Regions from separate parts of the Homo sapiens genome. Here region 1 is linked to region 2. Evidence: read pairs that join two places in POLR2A ChIA-PET (ENCODE). Cell type or tissue: HepG2. All regions are shown on one strand.

The links. ChIA-PET counts read pairs that join two places held together with the same protein. Peaks named below come from ENCODE experiments on the same cell type or tissue, not always from the same donor. Only the 100,000 strongest peaks of a DNase experiment are listed, where the experiment ranks them.
Region 1: POLR2A ChIA-PET joins it to region 2 with 11 read pairs; 16 of 35 experiments call an interaction of 5 or more read pairs at or near these places.

What each region holds. Positions count from the first base shown.
Region 1 is chr17:82,567,174-82,569,673 of GRCh38, reverse strand. FOXK2 (forkhead box K2) reads right to left here. Exons shown (of 9, transcript NM_004514.4): 3 at 1,473-1,620. Among named protein-coding and RNA genes, the nearest start is that of FOXK2-AS1, 20 kb to the left of the region's middle. In HepG2, no CTCF peak of the experiment used is centred here; a DNase peak (open chromatin) is centred at 1,053; H3K4me3 peaks cover 307 bases.
Region 2 is chr17:82,515,960-82,518,459 of GRCh38, reverse strand. No RefSeq gene overlaps it. Among named protein-coding and RNA genes, the nearest start is that of FOXK2, 2.5 kb to the left of the region's middle. In HepG2, no CTCF peak of the experiment used is centred here; a DNase peak (open chromatin) is centred at 959; H3K4me3 peaks cover 504 bases.

The sequences.
Region 1 (2,500 bases), 51 kb before region 2:
GTTGACTTCCCTGTGATTTTTTTCTATGTTTCTAAAAACTTTTTAAATTGAAAAACATATAAAACAGACAGAAAAGCTCATGATACATTTATGTCAGCTGAACAAATTTTTGCAAAGTGAACATCAGTATACTAGGTCAAGAGACAGGGCACCACCAGCATCCCCAACATGCTCGTATGGGCCCTCTCAGCCCACTACCTCTACTTCTCCAAGAGGCCACCATTACTACTGACTTCTTAGAGTGACCACAGTTTTGCTGGGATTTACTACGTTTTACCACTTGGCTGCATCCTTAAACAATACAACTTAGATCTGTCCAATTGTAAGCCTGACAGAAACAGCACCACACGCGACGCGCCCTCCTTGCCTAGCACCCTGTGTTAGACGCCGTAGTCGGCCGCAGGTGGGGGATGCACAGCTGTGGCTTATTCATTCTCATGGCTGTGCTGCGTTCTGCTGGGATAGATCACACTTCCTCAATATGTCAAGTAATACCATGCATGGTTCTTACTCTCTTTCTTCCACTCAGCATTACATCTGGAATATTTCCATATCAGCAAATACTCTGCATGCTATTCCCTAAGTGGAAGCACAATATCCTAATCACCATTCCCCTAGGGACACTGAGGTTGCGTTCTTTTTATTTTTTATTTTATTTTTTTGAAACAGGAGCTCACTCTCTCACCCAGGCTGGAGTTCAGTGGCGTGATCTCAGCTCACTGCAACCTCCGCCTCCCGGGGTTCAAGTGATTCTCCCGCCTCAGCCTCCAGAGCAGCTGAGATTACAGCTGCGTGCCACCACGCCTGGCTTTTTGTATTTTTTTTTGGTAGAAGCGGGGTTTAACCATGTTGACCAGGCTGGTCTCCAACTCCTGACCTCAAGTGATCCCCCCGCCTTGGCCTCCCAAAGTGCTGGGATTACAGGCATGAGCCACCACACCCAGCCGCATTCCATTGTTTTATACAAACTTTCATCCATTTCCTTTGGTCAAAGTCCTAAAAGGAAAATTACTGGGTCAAAGAATACAAACGTGCCAGGTCATAGTGTGACTCTCAACAACTGCTGTCCAAACAAGTGACAAACGTGCCCTATACAAACATGAGTGGCAGGGTGTGCATTTGCATAACCTTCAGAGTTTGGGACAAGGGGATAAACTCCGGCACAAACACACATGAGCTCCACAAAGACCAAGGTACTCCTCCATCTTCCGCTGTCTGCCCAGCCCTCAGCACCTGGGCCTACAGCTATTAGGGAGACCCTAAGATGTGCGTTGAATGACTAAACGAGTACACTTGCAAAAAGCCCCAATACCAAGAACACAGCAGCAACACCAGAATCAAGCCCACATCCCCACCGATGCCCTGGCAGGGCTGTCACTGGACAGGCAGGTGAGTGACAGGCAGGTGACATTGAGGGCCCTGTGGCTACACACTGTCCCCCAGGGGCTGCTTCAAGGCTACAAAGCCTTTACCTTCGGGCTGTCTCCACCTGAAGCTTCCTTTTCATTTTCAGGCTGTGAGTTGTCAGCCATTAAATTGAGGTCAGATGGCATCACTCGGCCCACCTTGTACCCTGAAGACCCCGCTCCCCGGGGGCTGGAGGGGCAGGAGTTTGCAGCGCTGTGGAAGAGAAAAAGTTGTTCCTATTAGTCTATCACAGTGCACGCATCCTACTGTGCTTCAGCAACTGGCTTTAATTACAGGGATAACAAATACAGAAATGTTAAAAAAAAAAAAAAAAAAAAAAGGAAGAGAATATCAGCATTTCCTATGGAAACACAGATTCTTATAAATGATCTGTGAAATTTAAGATCGTCCCAAGAAGCAATGTGGAAATAGGGTATTTGCTTCTATAAACGTCAGCTCATGAAATGTGACACAAGCTCTCAGGGGAGGCAGTGGCCCACTCATTTCACCAGTGAGGAAACTGAGGCTCCGAATGGTTCCAGAACTTATTAAAGACACAAAGTGACACAAGATAGGCACAGAGGTCCTCACTGAGGAGCTGTGACAGGGGGCACAGAAAAGACAGGGAAAGTCGGGGTGGTGGGGGAGGGGAGGGGTCTGCCAGCCAAGGCCCCTGGAGCTGAAGTGGAGCAAGCGGTTCCACTGAAGATGAAGCCGTGGACATGGACACCTGCTGAAGGCACAACAGCAGTCAGCTGGGGGCGCCCGGGACGCAGCAGCGGGTCAGCTGGGGGCGCCCGGGACACAGAATCAGGCCCGTTTTCAAACAGCCACTTTTTCCCACCGGGCTGGACGGGGGCTCAGGGAGTGTTCTGATTCTTGATCTCTGTGCCGATTAAAGGGCACGTGCATTTCTGGTAAGTCAAGGAGCTGCAGATTCTCTCCATGCCTCATTTTCTGCACTTCAATAAAAAGAACGAGCCATTGAAATGGAACAATATCAAGGTAAGATTATCTTATAAGTCAGAGAGGTGTGTTTGGGGAAAAACATTGCAAATGCATAGAGAAGGTCTAGAGAAAATCACCAAGAAGC
Region 2 (2,500 bases):
ACATTAAAAAGAAAAAATCCTGTGGCCGGGCGCGGTGGCTCACACCTGTAATCCCAGTGCTTTGGGAAGCCGAGGCGGGTGGATCACAAGGTCAGGAGTTCAAGACCAGCCTGCCCAACATAGTAAAAGCCCGTCTCTACTAAAAATACAAAAATTAGCCAGGCATGGTGGGGCGTGCCTGCAGTCCCAGCTACTTGGGAGGCTGAGGCAGTAGAATCGCTCGAACCTGGGAGGCGGAGGTTGTGGTGAGCAGACATCACGCCACTGCCCTCCAGCCTGGGTGACAGAGGAGACTCCGTCTCAAAAAAAAAAAAAAAAAAAAAAATTGGGAAAAGAAAGAAAAAATCCTGTAAATGTATCTCACGGGTACTTAACCAGTTGTGGAGACGTTCAAGGTTCAGGATCATGAAAAGTCTACAACCTCTTAAACAGGAAGAATTCCGTGGGAAGTCAGTGTCAGCCCTAGAAACCATGGCTTGGGCTCCAAGCGCGCATCTTCGCAAAACTGAAATAGCAACAAATGGTACCAATTTAGTCTCTGCTGGGGAGGGACTGCCCCCTGAATTGTCTCACTTCTTTCAGCATGGTGGTTCCTGCAGGGTGTGTGAGGAGAAGATCCTATTATAGCCTATATATACAGGTTATAGCAAACACCCCAGGGTTCCTCTATTTGCTGCTTGTTAAATAGCAAAGAACAATTAGAAGAGAGAAATGATATAATTTAGGTACAGAGGCCTGGCACGGTGGCTCATGACTGAATCCCAACACTTTGGGAGGCCGAGGTGGGTGGATCACTTGAGGTTAGAAGTTGGAGACCAGCCTGGCCAACATGGTGAATCCACATATCTACTAAAAATACAAATATTAGCTGGGTGTGGTGGCACGTGCCTATAATCCCAGCTACTTGAGAGGCTGAGGCAGGAGAATCGCTTAAACGCGGGAGGCGGAAATTGCAGTAAGCAAGCGGAGATTGCACCACTGCATTCCAGCCTGGGTGACAAAGCCAGACTCTGTCTCGAAAATAATCATCATCATCATAATGTAGGTACAAAAGGAGTTTAGTGTGAGTAGAAAGACTTGAGACTGGACTTAAACGGAGCAGGATAAAGTGGAGATCCTGAACAGGAACCACCAACTGGGGGCCCCAGGCAGGAGACATCAGGGTCAGTTCATGCATTTTTATTCCTTCAATGTGTAAAAACTTTTTCTAAAAGAAATGGAAATTAATGTGTCCCTCTGAATGTAACATTTACATGTCTTTTTTTTTTTTTTTTTTTTTTTTGAGTGGAGTTTTGCCCTTGTTGCCCAGGCTGGAGTGCAATGGTGCGATCTTGGCTCACTGCAACCTCCACCTCCCAGGTTCAAGTGATTCTCCTGCCTCAGCCTCCCAAGTAGCTGGGATTACAGGTGCTCACCACCACGCCTGGCTAATTTTGTATTTTTAGTAGACGAGGTTTCACCCTGTTGGCCAGGATTGTCTCGATCTATTGACCTCGTGATCCACTTGCCTGGGCCTCCCAAAGTGCTGGGATTACAGGCGTGAGCCACCATGCCCGACCTACATTTACATGTCTTAATTGCCATATATGTGTTTGTAATTATAGTACAAATTCCTACAGGTGCAAAGTGTTCTGGCAGGATTTCCTAGACAGAAAAAATTGTTTCATTAAATATTCACTTATATATTAGAGGAATTTTTTTTTCTTTTCCTTTTTTTTTTTTTTTTGAGACAGTCTCACCCTGTTGCCCAGGCTGGAGTGCGGTGGCCCAATCTCTACTCACTGTAACCTCCGCCTCCTGGGTTCAAGCGATTCTCCTGCCTCAGCCTCCCGAGTAGCTGGGATTACAGGCGTGTGCCACCACACCCAGCTAATTTTTATATTTTTAGTAGAGACGGGTTTTCACCATATTGGCCAGGCTGGTCTCGAACTCCTGACCTCCAGTGATCCGCCCGCCTTGGCCTCCCAAAGTGCCAGGATTACAGGTGTAAGCCACCGTGCCCGGCCATATTAGAGGGATTTTAGGGGACATTGAGATGACTATGGAAATGATAAATAGGAAGTGTATCATTTAACCAAAAAAAAAAAAAAAAAACAGGCCGGGTGTGGTGGCTCACACATGTAATCTCAGCACTTTTGGGAGGCCGAGGCAGGCGGATCACTAAAGGTCAGGAATTCAAGACCAGCCTGCCCAACATGGTGAAACCCTGTCTCTACTAAAAATACAAAAAATCAGCTGGGCGTGGTGGCGCATGCTTGTAATCCCAGCTACTCAGGAGGCTGAGGCAGGAGAATTGCTTTAACTAGGAGGCGGTGGTTGCGGTGAGCCAAGATCGTGCCACCGCACTCCAGCCTGGGTGACAGAGTGAGACTTTGTCTCAAAAAAAAAAGAAAAGAAAAAAAGAACAACAAAAAAAGATGGGCAGGCCAGGCATGGTGGCTCACACCTGTAATCCCAGCACTGTGGGAGGCCCAGGTGGGCAGATCACAAGGTCAATAGA